4 separate regions of the Mus musculus genome follow, and regions 1, 2 and 4 are each linked to region 3. Evidence: chromatin loops called from intact Hi-C (ENCODE). Cell type or tissue: heart. All regions are shown on one strand. Region 1 overlaps Inpp5a (inositol polyphosphate-5-phosphatase A). Region 2 overlaps Pwwp2b (PWWP domain containing 2B). Region 3 has its middle 5.5 kb from the start of Gm32571. Region 4 overlaps Inpp5a (inositol polyphosphate-5-phosphatase A).

Region 1 (5,000 bases), 67 kb before region 3:
TCTGAGATGATAGTGCGGCCTTCTGTAGGCTAGTGTCAGACCAGGAGAATGAAAGGACCCCCTCCTGTGGCACAGAGCACCCTCTAACTGTCCTGGGCTCACAACTTTTAAGACCTGTTCCCTTCTTGAAAAACTAAATAACAAAAACAGGAGCACACACACTACCTGGAACAATCTGAGTCTTCTTAGCACCTATGAGGTGGTGTGCTATCCTTCTAGCCTGTTCTGTGACTCCCCACTGTGCTAGCTACTGGCATCCATCTTAAGAGGGCCCAAAACACCTGAGTCAGGCTACATTGGCTACTCCCAAGGCTGAGAGCCAAAACAGTGAGCATGGAGAGAGCAAGCCATCTCTCACACCCATTCCTACTGCAGCCTCTTACACTCACCCCACTGCCATCTCTCACACTCACCCCTACTGTCATCTCTCACACTCACCCCTACTGCCATCTCTCACCCCTGCTATCTTTCACACTCACCCCTACTGCCATCTCTCACACTCACCCCTACTGCCATCTCTCACACTCACCCCTACTGCTATCTCTCACACTCACCCCTACTGCCGTCTCTCACACTCACCCCTACTGCAGTCTCTCACACTCACCCCTACTGCCATCTCTCACACTCACCCCTACTGCAGTCTCTCACACTCACCCCTACTGCCATCTCTCACACTCACCCCTACTGCAGTCTCTCACACTCACCCCTACTGCAGTCTCTCACACTCACCCCTACTGCCATCTCTCACACTCACCCCTACTGCTATCTCTCACGCTCACCCCTACTGCAGTCTCTCACACTCACCCCTACTGCTGTCTCTCACACTCACCCCTACTGCCATCTCTCACACTCACCCCTACTGCCATCTCTCACACTCACCCCTACTGCCATCTCTCACACTCACCCCTACTGCAGTCTCTCACACTCACCCCTACTGCCATCTCTCACACTCACCCCTACTGCAGTCTCTCACACTCACCCCTACTGCCATCTCTCACACTCACCCCTACTGCAGTCTCTCACACTCACCCCTACTGCCATCTCTCACACTCACCCCTACTGCCAAGACCCAGAAGCAGGGTTCACACCCGACTGACCAAGTGCATAGCTCCATCAATCCACTACTTCTGAGGGAGCAGCCCAGAGCACTGTAACCTTATCCAGATTTGCAGAAATATGAGGTGGGTAAGACTCTAAAAGCCTGAGAAAGGTTCCCTAGTTTCACCTCTGTGCAGCCCCAGAAAGCATCCGAGGTTGGCAAAGCTTTTAAAGGAGGGAGTACTCTCAGAAAGGAAGGCTGGGCACATGGGTCCAAAACAGAAGACAACAACATACCCCCAGGGGCCTCATTTGTTTCTGGGATTCTCAAGACTGGGGTCCATAACGTCACACTTGGACCCCACCATCTACACGCCCATGATGCCTTCACCTCAAGGACCACCACAGCCACCCCTGTGGCCACTCAACATAGGCAGGGTCTGTCTTCTGTCAGATAAACCTCTTCTACCTCTACAGAGGAACACCACCTCTCACACAGGAAAGGGGTGACTGGTGTCCAAGGTCTGGAATCCAAGCTTAGGGCAGACCTGGGCACAAACTACAGCCCTTATACCCATGTGACACCCAGCACACTGGGCGATCACACAGCCAGCTGTGGTGAGACCACATCCCACAGGCCAAATAACAACTGAGGACAAGAGACTTCAACATGAATTCATCTTTCCTCAAATACTTCCTCAGAACTTCTACACACAAGCCATAAACTTAGTGTCATGGGCTCCCAAGCCTTGTATATGGTAACACTGAGGCTCCCCAAGGACTGGAGTGGGGCCCCCAAGGCAACACAGGGACCCAGGGTGGAGCTCCTGGATTCTTCAGGAAATCCTGCCCCATGACACCCTTATCCCTGCGGAAAACCATTTCCTCTCATGAGGAACGCAATCTTGTCTACGCAGTCACGAAAACACTGAAGTTAAAAATAGTTTTATAAAAGGAAGTGCTGATTGGGCCTCCCCACTCCAGTGACAAGTGCAAGCTGTGTCCCCATGGATGGGGGCAGAAACTCCTGCTGGCTGGAGAGGAGCCACCAGAGAGAGTGCCCAGACCCAGAGCTGTCCTAGATCCAGCTTCCTCCCTGACAAGGATCTCTGCATAGAAGTCTGACAGCAGGACTGGAAAGAAGGCTACGAGCAGATGCCTTCTGCTGAAGGACAACTAGACATCTCCCCTTTTTCATTAAACCAGAAATTAAAGCAGCCCAGTGTCTGTGAAGTATGCTGAGCTTCTCCGGAGGACACCCAGGCTGAGAACCTTAATCCACTGGGAAGAAATGCTAGGTAAATGTTAAACCAAATAAAGACTTTAAGCTCAAAAGAGAGGGAGGGAGGGAGGGAGGGAGGGAGGGAGGGAGGGAGGGAGGGAGGGAAGAAGGAAGGAAGGAAGGAAGGAAGGAAGAAAAAATGCCCAAGACCATAATTGTAAATGATTATTTTCCATTAGAGAAGGTCAAATCCTATAAAATAAAGTCAAACTTTGAAAAGCAGCATATAAAAATTAAGTAATCCAGGGTTGCAAGATGGTTCAGCAATTAAAAGTACTTCCTGCTTGTTGTGGATAGCCCTGGGGCTAAATATATTTGATGTTATTTCCATTCTCCTCTGAGGGGTTTCGAACAAGGAAGGGGTCAGCACTCAGGTGATTTCCTGTAACCTGCTTCCCACCTTAATTTGTAAAATAAAGGAGAGCTGATGATTAGGCAGATAAAGGGAAGGTGGAGCAGAAGGTAAGAGAGAGAGAGAGAGAGAGAGAGAGAGAGAGAGAGAGAGAGAGAGAGAGAGGAAGGAGAAAATGGGAGAAAGAGAGGATGCAGAGGAGGAGGAAGAAGAAAAGTGGAGCAGAAGCACATGTCCTGGAGAAACCGCAAGTTCTAAGGGGTCTCACTCATAGATGTGGAAGATGGTGGTAGTGTATTGGTAGATCTGCCCAATCTAGGCGCATAGCATGTATTCATATTAATTGAGTTGTGTTTTCATTACCGGGGCATATCTGGGTTGGAGATTTACAGTAACAAAATGGTGCCCAACGTATTGATTTGAACTCAACTAACCTGAGATAAAAGTTCACTGCCCCGCCCGCCCCGCCCCTGAGGGGGCTTAGCAGTGATCGAGGGGCAGCAGTGTGGATTTGAAGCTGACTGGGTTTGAGGGGCTCACAGAGAATGACAAAGAGTCTTCCTGTGTTTGCTTCCCTGTATCCTTTGCTCCCCCCTGCCTCACCACCACCACCACCACCACCACCAAACAGAGACACAGACAAAGTGTGTCTTTCTACACTCAGCTCCTCCCTATGAATAAAGAATCAGGAAACAAAGATACAAAGGGCTCTGGACCAGGTAATTCATTGATATAAAGAGAGAAATATAACCTTTTGACACTTAAAGATGGGAAATTTCACCTACAATTCAGAACTAGATAGGGAATATTAGTCACTGACTCCAAGTTGAGAGAGCAGTGATAATCACCTGCTATGAACACGTATTAATTAAATACAAGTCTGTGGCTCCAGGTAGAGAGCATAACAGATAGATGTTATAATAGGTATTAAATAAATGTCTGTGGCTCCTGGTAGAGAACACAACAGATAGATGGTACAACAGGATAGCTGCTCTAGGCAGAGTGTTTAACAATTAAAAACTTCCTATAGGCAGATATTAGTGGAGGTTTGAATTAATTGATTTAAAGATGGTATAAAGATATATTGCTCTAATAAAGCTTACAGGATACTCATATTCTGTCTAACGTGGGCGCCACAGGAATTTTGTGTTTAAATCCTGATTTGACAAGCTGCCTCTTATAAGCAGGTATAGATAGAAGTGTGAATCAACTGTTTTATAGATGGGATAATAAAGTCTGCAGGAGACTCATATTCTTTAATGTGGACTCCATGGGAATTTTGGGTTAATATCCTGACATGACAAATTAGGAAGGCCTAAATAGACTAAAATGTGTGTGATTTTGAGTATTGTGTTTTTTTTTTTTGTTTTGTTTTGTTTTTTGTTCCTTTGGGACAGAGGGCAAGCTACAGGTTTTCCTGGTCACCGGCTAAAGGATTTCATGATTTGGGGAAAAGGTTTTGTCTTTGTGTTTTTGGAAAAGGTGTTAAGGTATTTACACCTTCTAGAGTTATATGGATCAGATTTGATAGAGGGAGACACCCTGAGAACTAGATTCCAGAGAATCAAACAAAAAGGTTATCTTGGTGATACTAAAATTTTGTTTTGAGATTTATATATTACAAACTATACAGCCTTGGTGAATTTCATCATCAGGCATGCTGAACTGACCTGCCTGAACTGATGTCCTGGTTTTTCATCCAGATCCAGTCAGGACACAGACATCAGAGACTAATACAATCATTGGTGTGGCCTTCTTAAGGCCAACCAACTCCCCCATTTTCCCTACCCTTCCCACTCCCTTCAAAATATCTCAAAGCCCATATTCAGCTTGAAGAAGTTATGAAGAGTCATCATCCCAGTTCCCTAGGCTTTGGGACTGGGGGTGGTTATTATAGGTTGTCTTTGATGCTAATAATCTTGAAGTACAGGGCTTAGACCCAGTCCTCCTATTGCTGTTATTATAAACAGATCTGAGACGTTTAAGCCTGTGAGTTAAAGGCCAAATAGGAAATTCATGGCTCTGAGTTTATTGTTAGGGTGTTTTCAGTTATTTTGATTAGAAATGGCTGAGAGTAGTTAACAGAGAACACTCTAGATTACTTCACATAGATAGCTGTTTTTCAAAAACGTCAGAAGTCCACAGAATGTGACGTTTAATGTTATCTATTCACTTGTTGTTGAGACCAGTCTGCTCCTGACAGCTTTCCCTGTCTTGGATTCAAAGAAGAAACTGAGCATTTTGAGTTACTCCAGTTGTGGCGAAACAGCCACTAGGCAAGGATTGCCTCATTTCATCTACAGACATAATACTGTCCAAAGAAAGGAC
Region 2 (5,000 bases), 110 kb after region 3:
TATATTTACAAATATCTAGTCCATATACCTAGGCTCTTCTCTGACTGGATCATAACTTGTTATAACCTGTGTACTCTAACCTACACTCTGCCACAGTGCTGGTTACCTATGCTCAGGCACCATGCATCCGTCTCCACACATCTTCTGGGGCGAATCACCCCCTGGCACTTCACACCATCCCAGAATCCTTTCTGTCTCCTGAGGTTCCACCTCTTATTTCCTGCCTGAGCCATAGGTCACCAGATTTATTATTGACAGGTGCCGCATCCATACAGGCATAAGACATTCGCTCTACAGCCATCTGGATCTAGGTCCAGAGTGGTGGGTTGACATTCAGAAGGTACCCAGGCCCCACATGTCCTGTGTGACACGTGGCTTGAAGGCACCTTCTTGGTCAGAGTATTAGAATCTGAGTCGATAGCCACAAGAAAGAGGGCTTGAGGCTGGGATGCTTTTAGAAGACTGAGAAGAACATCTTCATCCTGAGACAGGGCGTGGCCTGAAAGGGAGTCCACCTGCCCCACAGCCAGTAGCTGCAGAGCCCAGGCCCCTGTTCATGTCTCTCACTTTCCCTTCCCTTTCTTTAAGAGATAGGGACTCAGCTTGCTGGAATCTTCTCCCAGGCAAGCTCTTGGCCCTGAAGAATGTCTTATGGAACACCCTGGTCCCAGATGCCCAAGATGCATCCATGTGTGCAGGGTGGGAGCCACATGTGGCTAGATGTAGCCAGAGCCACAGCTGTAGCTGCCCTGAGGCCAGAGGCACCAAAGCAGAGCCCTTGGGGTGCTAGAACCTCCCAAAGTCTCACCATTGGACTTGACTTCCATGGCCTCGAGAAGAGGATTATCTATCAGCCAGCCTGTCATCTCTGGACCCCACCCTCAGGAAACAGCACAGGGTCCCAAATGAGGGCGTTGGCAGGAAGGGGAAGCCGCCCCAGGGAGAAGCAGCATTCCTGTGATAGTAACAGGCATGCAGGTTATGGGGAACATTGAATTCTGCCCAGACAGGACTAAGGGCCAGAGAAGGCCCTAGGAGAGCAGGAAGGAATGGCAAGTGGCTGGTTTGGGAGGCAGGGCAGACAAGGGACCAGGGGTGGAGAGTTGCTAGGCAAAGCTCACCTCCCTGGCAGCTTCCACAGTTACCTAGAGCATGAAGTGAGGGTCTCCCCCAGCCCCTCCTCTTCTGTTCATACCCACAGCCTCCTTGTGCTCACAGGTGCTGTGAGCAGAGGGGACCCCAGAGGGTCTGCTTGCTTTTAGCCCCAAAGGCCTAGGGCAGACTGTGCAGGCTGAAGATAGACACTCACTGACTGCAAACCCAGGTCCCTTCCCAGAGTCCAGGGGCCGGATTCTCCTGAGAAATGGCACGGCCCTGGCAGCGTGCAGCCACTCTTCCTTCCCGAGCTGCTGCCCTGCCCCTGCTTTGGCCACACCCGAGGCCTGCCTAGTGGGTAAACAGAACAGCTGCTCACCCCAGGTCAAGGCAGGCTGGGTGATGACCTTCCCCTAGGAGAGCTGAGGCCAACTGCTAGATTTGGGGAGACCATGGAGCATCGGGGCTCCGCTTTGGTGCTTCTAGCCTGTAGGCAGCAAAGGCCGGGGCTGTGATTTGAGTTCCCCCAACCGTTTAGCAGTTCCACGGAATGACAAGCAGGGACACTCCCTCTTCACAGATAAGACAATGAGAAGTGACTTGCAGGCTTATCCCAGTCCAGTGATGTTAGGATCCACTGCCTCCAGGTATGGATATAACCACAGCACAGGGAAAAACAAATGGACGAACCGTGACCTGGCCTGGGTTCCATAGGGGATGTGGATCCCAAAGCTTGGCACCCGCAGCGAGGCCAGGCTGTGACAAGTTGGTCAGTCTCAAGGACAGAAGCTCACAGGAAATGCTACAGATCTTGGCAGCGATAGGAACCTGTTAGGGTTCACAACTGACTAAGAGGGCCCGCTGAATGGGGGCAGCTTTGGGATGGCGGGTAGGTATATAGGAACAGGACCTGGAGATTAAGAAATGATTCACCAGGGCAGGAACCAATATCTCCAGAGCACTAAACCTCTAAGTTCAGGAAAAGACGGGGACACCGAGCAGGGTTGAGAAGCCCAGGAAGCTATAAAGAGGGGGCCACATCCAAATGCAAAAGCAGTAGAGACTCAAAGCGAACAGAGACATAGGGCTCCTGGGGACACCAAGGCTCTCCTGTTCTGCATGATGCTCTGATGAGGACACAGTCCTGGGGACATACAGCCTGGCTCAAAGTCCTCAGCAAGACACCAGTGGTCAAATTGTGTCCCTGGGGCCTCACCTGCAGGGTATGTCTCAGCCACTCACCCAGAGTAGCCTGGCTAAGGCCAGCCCATGGACAGGAAGAATACAGTTCTGGCTGCTTGCCAGAGCTCTGGGCTGCCCCTGCTTGCAGCTGCCTCCATCTGGCTTCCCAGAGACACAGGCAGACCCAGGATACATGAGGCTGCTGGCGCCCAAGTGGCACCCTCCCACCCCTCCTGTGTCTGTCTGGGATCTTCCTCCCCCAGCCTGTGGTGGCAGAGGCTATCCTGCCACTGCCCGAGGGTTGAGTCAACAGGCTCCTGGATCAGAGGCATGCGGATGTGCAAAGCTGGGCGGGAGTCTGCGGAAACTTCTCTACATAGCTATGTTGCCAGGAGCCTGCAGCCCCAGGAAGGCCCAAGTCCAAACACCCAAGGCCCCACCTTGGGTTGTACACCAGGGCTTGCTTACTTTAGAAAGTCCCTGAAGCCTTTCTGCAGCCCAGCAAACAGCCATTGAGCAGTAGGGCTAGAGAGCTGGATGGGACCAGGAACAGGAAGGTCTTGCAGGAAACAGTGAGCTGCTTGGGACTACTAAGTGTACAGAGGCCTCCAGGGGCCACCTCTGCTTTGGGAGTCAGGTGAGCAGCTTTTCAGGCCAAGTCTCAGCCTGGATACCAGAGCAATCCATTCTCCAGAGCATATTGCCCCACATCCTTGGGCAGACCCCCGATTTCCAGAGAAGAATAGGTGGAGCCTGTATCCTGCATTTATTAGCATCAACATCGTCCTTAAGCCCTAGGGCTCTCCTAGAAGCTCAGACCAGGCCCACCTCACACCCCCCCCCCCATGTCTTCCTTGTCCACTCTGACAACATCTCTGTGGTACAGTCCCCAAGACCAGCATACCAGCCGGTGATGCACCAGCTGTGATGCACAAGACACCTGGAACCCTCCAGTTCCTTGAGGGCAGAGAGGGTATCTGAGCACTATGGTAACCTCTGTGCCTACCACATAATCTCAGGAATGCCTAGCAGCACACTAGCTAACAAATTCCAGGACAGAACTTGGTGCTCTTTAGCCTGGTGACAGGCAGTGACTGTGGTCTTGGTCAAAGAGGACGTCATACTGACTATCCCAGCAGACAGGCTCAGCTGTTGTGTGGTACAATTTAAGAATCAACAACTCAGATTAGAACCCCGGAGTCAGCGGGCCTTTGCTGTCTTGTAGACTACCTTTGGCTAGGGTTACCTCACCTGAGGTGCTCAACAAGAGACATACATACCTCTAGGCCCACCTGCAGCATAGTGTCAGCCCCACCCCTTCCTGCACGACTTGGGTCAGCCGGCTTTGGGAGGGATCCTCAAATTTGTAAGCAGGGATCATAAAGGCGGCTTGTCAGAGGCTTAGCCCACCCTCTGGTACAGTGTGGTTTCTCAGTGAAAATACAGGCCTGCATAGGTACCCAGAGCAACAGAGAACCTGCTTCGGGCTGCTCTACAGCCAGGCAGCTGATTCAAGACACCGAGTGGGAGGAGGTACTTGGTACTGCACCAGGTGGCTTGTGAGCAAAGACCCCCTCTGAGCTCCCCAGCCATCTGCAGACGAGGAAGGGAAAAGGAACAAACATCTTTCAGTCTAACTTTCATGATGAGCACTGGTGGGGCTGGATCCAGCCTCAGAGCCTTCCTTCTACCCAGCAGTCTATGCGAACGGGGCCATCCACGTCACTTGCAACCTAGCAAGGAGGATGAACAGTGATCAGGAACCATAAAGGACAGCCAGGCTACCAGGTCGGTACCCAAACTATGGGAGCTCTGATGCCTATAAAGCGCAGCAGCAGCACCTCAGGAATGCTGACCTGCTTGCTGCTTTGAGCCCCAAAGGCTCCCCTGAGGTGGGAGGAAATAGGACTTGGGAACTCTTCCTTGGCTCGAATCCAAGGACTGGGCCTTGGAAGAGCAAGGATAGGTACTGAAGCTGTGGAGAAACTAGTACCTGGGAGGGCAGGTCAGCATGTGGACCCTGGAGCCTGAGAGCAGACACTGCAGCCCAAACCACCCAGACAGCTGCTAAGCTGTGCTCAGCTCTGCCTGAGAAGCAGGGCTGTAAACACTAGCTTTGCCACTCATAATACTATGGATAGAACACAGGAAACAGAAACAAGGGGGGGGGGGCGCTGCTGGAAAGATCAGGGATGGGGAAGGAGAAACACAAGGCCAAGCCTTGGAGGGCTGGAGGGGCAAGGAAGGGCCATTTCAGAGTCTCTGCATGGGCACAGAAGCAAGCAAAGCCACTGCAGAGAAGAGCTGTGATCAGCGACTAAGCTCATGTCTCCAAGGGGTTCTGGTTCTGGTAGACTGTGAGGCACGGACACACATGCATCCTATAGCTGCTGCTTCCCATGTTCAGGATGCCAGCCAGCAGCTAGCTTCTATTCATGAAGGGTGTATGCATCTGCAAGCCAGGTTAGCCATTGACCTCAGGGTAGAGATCCCCCCTATCTCTGTAGACACAGCCACAAGATAGGACTACTCTCAGCCAATCTTATCTTGAGCACTGGAGCCTGAGAACTGGGGAAATGCGGGTCCTCTGCTGCAGACTCTCTAGGGAGAGGCCAGAGCAGGCTGCACAGGTTGAGCAGGGGTGCAGCCAGACCTGCCTAGGGAGGAGAGGGCAGCCATCAGCAGGGTGGGGGATGGCTTGCCTTGGAAGCTTTCAGGTGGCT
Region 3 (5,000 bases):
AGGCAGCAAAGGCCATGGTGGGTGTGTCTGGCAGGGGCTCACCCTGGCCCTGCTGCATGCTGGGGCTCAGAGCCGGCCCAGCTGCTCCTGTGTGGCTCCTTCCTGCCGGTTCTCTATCTCTAGCCCAGGACAGAGTCTGGTTATCAGAATCCCAGGAGACTCGTGGGTGCCTTTCTTAGCATTTCTTTGCCTCCCATCTGGGGCCTACTTGGGAACCACTGACTAGATTGAAGAGGCAGAATTTAAGATTATGAAATAGCCCTCTTCGGGGCTGACTGTCTCCCACCCTGTAGCCCCCTGCTTAAGCCACCAGACCCCTTCCTCTCCCCCACACTGGATGCTACACTGGAGACTGGGCTGCAGAGTGCCATCCTGAGGATAGGGACTGTCATTAATTCCGAACCCTTGTTCAAGAGGTGGTGGAATACAAGCATGCTCCTTTCAGTTAACACTGGCTGAATCCCAGGCCTGGGTGGAGCTGTTGCCTGACTGCCTGTTCCCAGAGATCTAGGCACCAGAGCTGGGAGAGGGTGCTGCAAGCTTTCTTGGGCTCTGGCCGGGAAGAGTCTACAGGACCCAGCCATACATGGCACCTACCCAGCCTACTACTCAGGCCTGCAACTGCCCCAAGCTGTGCCTGTTCTTGAGCTTGCACCCCACCCCACCCCCAGGCTGAGAGGGTCGTTAGCCACCAAGGCATAGTGTCCACTTGAGTTGTCTCAGAAATGGTCTTCTCAGCCTGGGAATCAACCTCTATCATTCTCTGTGCCCCTACCTCTTTATCTGCATGGTTCGCACAATCTGGCCCCAAAGCCATTGGACACATAGGCTAGGCACAGATTAACAGTAGCCACAATAAAACTTGGTGGGGATCCTGTTCCATCATGTCATAGAACTAGCTTTGCTCATGGTCAGAGAGGTGGTTGCTTCTGAGGTGTCCCACTTCCTGGTTTCCAGGAACCCATGAGTCCACTAACTGTCTGATGGGACTTTCTGTAAGGCCTCCTTCTGGAGGTAGGGGTATAGGGGGTGGGGTGACAAACCCTGGGTTGGGGTCCACAGCAGTTCTATTTCCCCTATATGTATCCACTCACTTCAAAGATGGCGATATGCAATTTACACAAGGTGTTTCCCAGGCTCCTCAGCCCTACAGTGTTTCCGGTCTGTCCATTTTTGCTGACGTGCCTCTCCAAGGCTCTCTCGGCCAGCCAGAGTTCCCCTGGGGGCCTGAATGTGTCAGGTCTCCTTACAGGTGTCATCTGCCCCAGGAAAGCCCATCTTGTCCTGGTGAGAGATACTTAGCAGTCACTGCTCAACAGCATTGTGTCCCACAACTGCCTCAGTTTCCCAGTCAGTCTTTCAGTGATAACTCCATGGTGGCAGCTGGGTGACTGAAGGGACGGATGGACTTGTTCTCAGGGTTGAAGGGTTTCCAGGCAGCTCAGATTCTGGCAAAAGGTGAGCTTCCAAGCTCACCCTGCCATCAGGTCCACAGATGTTCCCCCCTAGGCTACCACCTGGCAGGTGCTCCTTTCTTCCAGGTGACTCCACTTAACGGGAAAGCTCCACAGTCAGTCCCCTTCTCTACAACTGCATGATGTGAATATTGAGTTTACAGATGACATGAAGACACTGGGCACCCCAGCATCCCAAAGGCAGATAGATAGCTTTTGTCCACAGTGACTGTTCATAAATAAGTTGACAAGTGTAGATCTGGTTGTTTTTGTTTTTTTGTTTTTTTCTTTTCTTTTCTTTTCTTCAGAGGTGGCAGAGTTCAGCGGCATCTAGAATGTTCTAATGGGTACCAGCAAAGAAACCATGTGATCTTATGTCTGGCTCAGGTGGAGGACAGGACCATGCTGTGGGCATTTGGGGGCGGGGGTGTATGCAGAAGAGATGTTCCCTTACACACAGAGATACCCGGAGACTCCCAACCTTAGCTACCAGATTCCCAGTATTGTCTTAGTGGCCATGGGTATAGGACTGTGCTTCCCAGGGGTGCTCACCCCTTGAGCAGGAGTTGCTCTGGATAGTGTTTATCGTTGGCAGAGTTCCTGGCAATCCTTCTCAGGAGATGTCCCTGTTAGCATTTTCTATGGCCCTGTCATCCCTCAGCTTGCCTACCCACCCAGTGGAATTCTGGGGACATATCTCCGTCTGGGAGGAGTTCCTGTTTCCCTTGGGGCTTCCTGAGGAACCAGAGTGCTGAGGCCAAGCGGGGGCAGTGTTTGATACAAACTACAGCACTTGTGCCAAAAAGAATAAGAGTTTGAGTGACTATGGCCCAGGAAGGAACACGAATTCAGGTAGCCTGAATATATATTCTACCATGGAAGTTATCACATGAAGATTTCATGGTCATGGAGTTCTTCAATCTGCAGCCATCTCTATCCAGAATGTCCTCATGGTCCAAGTTCTGTGCTTCAGCGTTTCTTTACACTGTCTTGTGACAACAGATTTTTAGCAGCAGAGAAGATCTGAAACTAGCCCCCAGGGAAGGACTACTTCCCAGATCCTGGAGAGTATTTGAAGACTGCAGAAGCAGAGGAGGGCCAGACACCCTGCCTGACCTCTGCCCTAAATGGAGGGAAGATACTCCATGATAATGCCCTTCATCAAGATTGCCTCCAGTGAATAGGTCTGGAGGCTATGTATGTCTGAACCACAGGAGTGCACAGGCCAGAGGGGAGATGGTTATCCAAAGTGAGAAAGACCTACCCTCCCGGCAGCACAGCGGCCACTTGTCCTGTGTCAATGGGATGCACTTATCTCCAGGTGCATCCCACTACCTGGGGGGAAAAAAAGCAAAACAAAAACAAAACTCCTGGGCAGTTTTACAGGAGAGGCTTGAATGAGTGGAAGGGGTAGGAGGCAGGCACCAGAGTCAGTAGTTCCCCTGCCCGTCACTGTCTTCTACCAGGAAGAAGCTGGAAAAGGACCCCAGGAGTTTCAAAGTCTTAACAAGATGCTGATCTACAGAGTAAGTTCCAGGACAGCCAGGACAGCATAGAGAAACCCTGTCTCAGAAACAAACAAGCAAACAAGCGAAAGTCTTAACACACCCTTATCTTCCTGGGAGGGTTATCTGAGACTACTTAGGAAGTGAGCAGAGATGGAGCCAGCCTGTGGATGGTGTTCAGTGGAAACTGTTTGTGTACCATGGGCAAGGACCTGGGTTGAAGTCCCAACCATGAGAAAAAGAAAACAGAGACAAAAAATCCAGACCCATGTCTCCTGACATAGCATGTCTCCCGACAGCTATGAGTCAAGGCCAACTATCAGATATGGCCACTAACCCTGGCAGAGTACATTCAAACAGAGCGCACAAAGTGTTCCTGACGGCTTGGTGACACAGACCATCCCTGCCATACTCCTGCATACATGCAGACAGGGCTTCCCCATGGGTTTTTTTTGGGGGGCAGGGGGGCGGGACTCTGGTAGAGGACATTTCCTACTTTTTTTTTAATGTATTGTTTACAGAGAAAAGTATCTTTTTATAGCCAGAAAGCTGTTTCCAGCTGAACTGCTCACCCTTACCCTGTGCTTGTGTTGGGGGCCAGGCTTGCCTGCAGGAGTCTGTCTCATAGGATCCTAGTCCCTGCTGGAGCTGGGGGCTGTGAAGGCTCAGCAGAGCCTGGGCTTGTTTGGTTCTCTAGCCTCTGGCTACAAAAGTGCCACTGTTTTAGGATAGGCAATTGGTCTGGGGTAGGTCAGTCTGAGGACAGCACAGTGCCCACGACCTCAGAAACTGACGGAAGGATTGGCTGAGGGTTCAAGCCCTGTCCAGTGTGGCTTCCGGGGCTGAGTCTGGGGTGGAGGTCGGGGTGTCCTTTGTCTGAAGTTGATGTGTGTGATGACGGGGTTGGGTGGGACGAGGGGCTGCTGTCCGTGGCTGCTTTCCCTGTGGAAACGGGTTATAGATTCAGGTGTTCCCCGACTGTACCAGATGCCCTGCATTCCCCTGCGGGCCAGATGCTGTCAGGAGAAGGATGTAGGCTGGCTTCCTGGCACTGCCCTCAGGTTCCAGGCTTGCCTTCAAATTCTTAAGTCACTTTTGAACAAGGATACCGTATTCTGTTTTGCCTTGCTTCCTCCTGCCCAACACAAGAATTGTAGAAGCAAGAGGTTCCTTGTGTCCAGAAAAAGACCCCACAGATGTTGGTGAATTGCTGGGGTCAGAGTCAAAGGCCTGAAGAGTCTCCTTGACCAAAGAGCAGTCAGAGTCAACAGGAACAGCCCCACCACAGTTACCAGGATGCATCAGGATAGAGGTCAGGCTGAGGAACCCCCAACCTGAGCAACAAGGTGGTATACTGGAGCCCCACAGCCCCTCAATGAACCCCCTCCCACCCCCCACCCCCCATTCTCCAGCAGCTCTGAACAGTGAGACCAGCCCAGGAGGATGGCTCTATCCACTCCTAATTATAACTTCCAGTGCTGGCCCAGCTAGCCGCTAGCTATTTTTAGCGTTCTCTAACCCAGCCCCCTTGTGACTCAGCAAGGTCCGGCTGGGATGAGAAAGTTGCTGTTGCCAAGGATGCTCCAGGGAAGAGAGCCGGGCAGCGCGGACCCTGGAGGTGGTGGGCAGGCCATAGAGCCTTCCCTTCCTTGGACCTTGGGCCTACAGAGCTCCGAGACAGCCTCAGCTGCTCTGCCCCTCCCCCACCCACCACTCCTGCACTTCTGGCTCAAAGCCGGCTCCTCCCCCACAGGCGAGCATGGAAAATCTGATGTCAGAATTCCAGCTTCTGCAAGGAATGTGGCCTGACCTTCACCTCCCAGGGAGCCATCTTGCCTGAGGCTCAAGGGGGTGGGCATATCCCCACCAGGCTTCTCTGGGCACTCTAAGACCCTCTCCACTTGAACAGGAGTACCCATCCTCCCCACCACAGCCTGCCCACCCTGGCCTACTACTGGTTTCGGCGTCTAGCCCTATTGCTGAGCACCCAAAGGTGCCAGGCAGCCTGTCACTGAGCTGGCCTCACCCCAAAAGCTCAGTT
Region 4 (5,000 bases), 76 kb before region 3:
GGAACAAATCATACCAGGCATGGTACCTATTATCCTGGCACTAGGGAGTCTAAAGCAGGAGAAAGGAAATGGAGGATGAAGAGGTGGAAGGGGAGGAGGGAGAAGAGGAAGGGGGAAAGAAAAGAGAAGGAAGGGGGAAGGGGAAGAAAGAAAAAGAAGAAGAAAAGGAAGAGGGAGAAGGGAGGGAGAGGGTAGAGGAAGGAAAGGGAGGAAGAGATGAAAGAAGAGGGAGAAGGGAAGAGGGCGAGGATGGGGAGGGAGGAGGAGCTGCTACAACAGCAGCAGCACGAAGTTGGAGGCCCCCACTACATAGTGTCAACCACCTTTAGACCTGCAGAAAAACAGGTCAGCAAGGACTGGCACAAAGGAAGACCACGGATAGGTGGGACTGACCAGAAAGCCTAGGAATAAGTCCTGACTGATAGCCCTATGAGGTATAACATGGATACCAGAGCCACCCAGAGGGCAAACTCTTACTCCATGACCATTTAGTACAGAAAAGTAGGTAGGGAAATGCTAAAAGCAGCAATGTCATCCCAGCAGCCTGCACTGTGCTGTGCATGTCCAAGTCAGCTGAGCTGTTTTACTGAACCAGAGGTGGTTCAGGGCCAGCAATAACAAGAGGCCCCATAAATTCAACCCAATTAAGGTGAAGAGAGTTCTGGGTCTAAGACAGACACAGTAGTATGTCTGTAATCCTGGCACTCAGAAGGCTGAAACAAAAGGACTGAGTCCCAGGCCAGCTACTGCTATATAGCAAGAGCCTATCTCAAAGTGGGGAACAAAGGGAAAGAAAAGGGCAATCCTGGACTAGAATGAAAAACCTACAGCAACCTTACAACATACAGCAAAAGTGAGACAGGCTGGAAATAAACACAGGAATGAGGAGACCACCACAATCCCACAGTCAGAGACTTGAATACAGTCTTAAATCCTGCATAAAAGGGCTGAGGTGTCAGACCACCCTTAGTCCCAACACTCAGGTCAAGAACCCGGTAGCAGGAAGACCTCTGGAGTTCAAGGATAGCCTCATCTATATAGCAAGTTCCAAGGCAGCCAGGAATGGGACCATGTCTCAGAAAAGCAAAAATACAATAAAATAAAATTCTGTATCAAGGGTCAGCAAGTTGATTCTCTGGGTAAGGATACTTAGCATACAAGGCTGGTGACCCGAGTTCAATGCCTAAAACCCCTGTAAAGGTGGACAGAGAATCAATTCCACAAAGTTGTATTCTAACCCTCACACCTGCATTACAGCATGTGCACATCTCTGTCTCTCTGTATCTGTCTCCATCTCTCTCTCTTTCTCTCTGACTGTCTCTCTCTAATTTTTTCAAATAAAAAACTCTGCATATAAAGATAGTCCCACAACCCTACTAATATTGTTCCCATGTTCTTACAGATGTATGAGAAAACATGGTCTCTTCAAAGTCACAGCAGAAATGACAATCTGACATCCTAATATTTGCCTCTAATTTTCTCCCAAAATATATAATGACCATAATAGCGCAGGCAAGAACATATGGACACAAAACATGTCCATTGGCTGTGCAGTGGGGCAGACATCCTGAAGCCCCGCTGGGGCCTCCTTCACACACTTCTACCTCTTATACCCTCCAGAACACAAAATAATGGTTTATGATAGCACCCGTCAACATGGAAGCTTCTACCTTAAAGAAGCTAACATGATCCCAGTACTCAGGAGTCGGAGAGTTAAGAGCTACAAGTTGGAGGCCAGCCTGTACCACACAGCCAGAGAAAGGGTAGTGAGGAGGAAGAGAGGGAGGGTGGCCAAAATATAGCCCACCTTCAGACAAGTCTGCTGCAGCAAGTCCCAGGCAGCAGAGCCCCTCTCCCACCTCAGCCCTCAGATCCTCTCAACAGCATTCCAAATAGGAATGGAGGAAACAGCACATTTTGGAATAGCTGTCCTTCCTCCCCGCAGTGGTTACTTCTTTCTCTTTCTTTTATTCTTATAAGTACCATGCACTGCTTTCACATTTTTAACTCTTCAAGGTCTGAGGAAGAAAACCACCAAAGCATTCAGAATGCTGTAGCCAACACTGAATAACCACTGTGGCTGAAGCAGCAATAAAAGAGAAGTGATAGAGAGAGGAAATGTGTGCAGCTTCTACGAAAGCTGTGGCCCAAGTCCGGGCTGTATAAAAAGCTGCTAGATAAGCCAGAAAGGAATCATTAGCACATACACACACACACACACACACACACACACACACACACACATGAAAGAGAGTGGGTAGACTGAGAAACTATGCACAAACCCACATACACCACATGCATGAGACACTTGCCCAAAAGTACAGGTGCACACATCAACTCAAAAGCCACCTGGGTCAGGTGATTGCTACACAGATATACAGCACTGTAGAGTATGCCCAGAGTCAGGAGTCTCTCCCACTGCAAGTCAGCACAGACCTCATCTTCCTATGAGGACAGAAATGTTCTATATTTGCAATGGCCAGATCTGTCCTGGAAATGTGCTACTGTGGCTGGGTATTTTATGCTATTTTTATTGTTTAAACAATATGGGGCTGGCGGCTATGTTATTAGACTGGAGAGCTCTAGATTACAGACAAAGGAAACTGAGTTCTATGATGCAATAAATATAGCATTTACATATAAACAGGATAAGCACAGCACACACAAACAAGGACAATTCAAACCAAGCACGTTCACGGCCATGACACACATGCCCAAGACACCCAGCTGCAGTCACAGCTTCACATGCCACACTCACTGGGAAACTAAGAACACACACAGTTTCCTATGGGGAAACAAAGCTGACCACACTATCAAAGGCAATCACGCAGTCATCTTCACAGTTTGCTCCAAACACAGCTCTACACAGAAGGAGCAAGGTCCTCCTTGCCCAAGGTCCTGTTCCTGTCCTCAGAGGAAGGAGCCAACCAAGTGAGTATCAGCGGGCCAGCAGAGGCCTCCAGTGCTGCACAGACTGAAGACAAGCACAGCCAAGACCAGCTCGCCTCAACAACCCTGGGAAGGGCCGTGGCAGCAGGGCACAGATAGTATCTGTACAAGCCACTGGAGCCTGGGTGCAGACTAGTGTGAGGAGGGAATCCACGCCACTGTGTTACGGGCGTGTTGGTTACTTTTCCATTACTGTGACCAAGTATCTGACAAGCAGCCTAGAGGGGGTTGTTTGTTTTGGCTCGCGGTTGCACAGCATTCGGCTTGCAGTTGCTTGCCTCCATGTACTTGGACAGAACATCATGGCAGCAGGAGCCTGCAGTTCACCTCGGAGCACAGGACAGAGAGAAAGAGACAGACAGGGGCCAGGATCTACCCCAAAGATCTACCCCAGTGAACTACTTCCTCCAGCTAGAGCCTATCACCCCAAGTTTTCAGAACCTCCCCTGAATAGTGTCACCAGTTAGAAATGGGCTTTAGCACACAAACCTGTGAGAGGCTTCATATTTAAAACACAACTGGGCATTCCATATACTGTGGACTTTACCTCGGGTAACCTTTCAGGTTCTCAGTAAAGAGGCAGGAAAGATCCTTGCAGGCCCTGAGAAGGATATAGAAGCAATGAGGTGAACTGTACCCTGAGCATCCCCAGAGCCTACCCCAGGGATCAGGATTTTAATTCCTAGCCCACCGGCAAGGGCTCCTTCCTCACAAAGCCTTCCACCTCACCTAGGAAGAGCAAGGCAGATGTGGAGGAGGAAAGTCCGGGCACAGAGCCGGGGGTGGGGGAGGGGGGGTGATCACAGACTGCAGATTCTCCCGCCTGATTGCTGCACCACAATTGCAAGCTGTGACAGAGAGGCAGAACAGTGACAGCCTCTTTGGAGACTCAGAGACACCAAAGGCATCTGAAGAAAGCGACACAGACACAGCATTGGAGAGATGTGAACCCTCTGCTGTGGCCCCAAAACACATCAGAATCAGCCAGCTCCAGAGGCCAATCCACCTCAGCTCCCTTCACCTCACATGCCATGTCTGCATTCCGGCAAAACTCACAGAGTTTGCAAAAGACAAGAAAAGCCCGAAGACATAAAACACACATCAGAAGTGACCTCAGCTATGACACACATCTGAAACGATGGAAACACACACACACTAAGGACTCTTAAGGGGAGAATGGATGTCTGGAGAACAAATCTGACATTTGGACTATATGACAAAATGATGTAGCCAGAAGTCAGGCACTGCAGCAGAAGAAATGATGGCCTCTGCCAGGCTCACTGGAGACCCAGCCACAGAGGAGAGGCCAGTAATCATAGAGAAATGTCAACAGGAATGTCCCAGACTGACTGAACCACAGAGAGATAGAGATCTTAAACAGAGCAGGGCTGGGCTAGGGAAGTAGCTTATCCTGTAGAGGGTTTCCCATGCAAGCTTGAGGACCTGAGTTCAAGACCCAGGACCCATGTAACAGCTCAGTGTGGCCAGCGTGTAAACCCTAGTGCTGGGGACACTGAGACAGCAGATCCCTATGGCTCACAAACCAGCCAGTCTAGCCTAATCCCGGAGCCCCAGACAGTGAGAGACCCTCTAGTAAGAACAATAAATATAAGGGGTTGGAGAGATGGCTCAGCAATGAAGAACACTGGCTGCTCTTGTAGAGGACCAGGTTCGGTGGCAGTTCACAACTGTAGCTCCAGCTCTTGAGGCTCTGACACCCTCCTCTTTTCTCCCTGGACACCAGGCACACATATGGTGCACAGACACTCATGCAGACAAAACACTAATATGCAAAAAAAATATATTTTTTAAGTAAAAATAAAAGCTACCTGGCTTTTGATGAATAACACGTCAGACTGACCTCTGGTGAAGAAAGAGAAAGCAAGAGCAGGCTTTCTGGAAACAGAAAGTAACTTCAAAAGCTGTGAGTCTCTAACATACCAAGAGAACCAGAAGGATAGCAGAAATGTGAAGCAGTGATGAGTAAGAATTCCCTGAGACTAATGACAAGCCTGACAAGGCATGGATGCGACAAACTGAGCAACAAACAC

The links. Hi-C counts contacts between places; a loop is a spot of excess contacts. Peaks named below come from ENCODE experiments on the same cell type or tissue, not always from the same donor. Only the 100,000 strongest peaks of a DNase experiment are listed, where the experiment ranks them.
Region 1: it touches region 3 in a loop (5-fold over the local background); 2 of 42 quality-filtered maps call a loop at or near these places.
Region 2: a loop joins it to region 3, with 1.8 times the contacts of the local background. A loop is called at or near these places in 3 of 42 quality-filtered maps.
Region 4: a loop joins it to region 3, with 2.9 times the contacts of the local background. A loop is called at or near these places in 2 of 42 quality-filtered maps.

The regions. Positions count from the first base shown.
Region 1 is chr7:139,431,259-139,436,258 of GRCm38, reverse strand. The region is part of intron 1 of Inpp5a (inositol polyphosphate-5-phosphatase A); the gene reads right to left. Among named protein-coding and RNA genes, the nearest start is that of Gm46004, 45 kb to the right of the region's middle. In heart, a CTCF peak has its summit at 2,064; DNase peaks (open chromatin) are centred at 1,128 and 1,978; H3K27ac peaks cover 1,436 bases.
Region 2 is chr7:139,249,628-139,254,627 of GRCm38, reverse strand. All of the region lies in intron 1 of Pwwp2b (PWWP domain containing 2B), which reads right to left. Among named protein-coding and RNA genes, the nearest start is that of Pwwp2b, 3.6 kb to the right of the region's middle. In heart, no CTCF peak of the experiment used is centred here; DNase peaks (open chromatin) are centred at 1,047, 1,491 and 2,607; H3K4me3 peaks cover 1,222 bases; H3K27ac peaks cover 3,872 bases.
Region 3 is chr7:139,363,896-139,368,895 of GRCm38, reverse strand. No RefSeq gene overlaps it. Among named protein-coding and RNA genes, the nearest start is that of Gm32571, 5.5 kb to the right of the region's middle. In heart, a CTCF peak has its summit at 2,194; DNase peaks (open chromatin) are centred at 455, 2,145, 3,315, 4,595 and 2 weaker places; H3K4me3 peaks cover 1,599 bases; H3K27ac peaks cover 5,000 bases.
Region 4 is chr7:139,439,999-139,444,998 of GRCm38, reverse strand. All of the region lies in intron 1 of Inpp5a (inositol polyphosphate-5-phosphatase A), which reads right to left. Among named protein-coding and RNA genes, the nearest start is that of Gm46004, 53 kb to the right of the region's middle. In heart, a CTCF peak has its summit at 2,950 (motif pointing right); a DNase peak (open chromatin) is centred at 3,108; H3K27ac peaks cover 1,641 bases.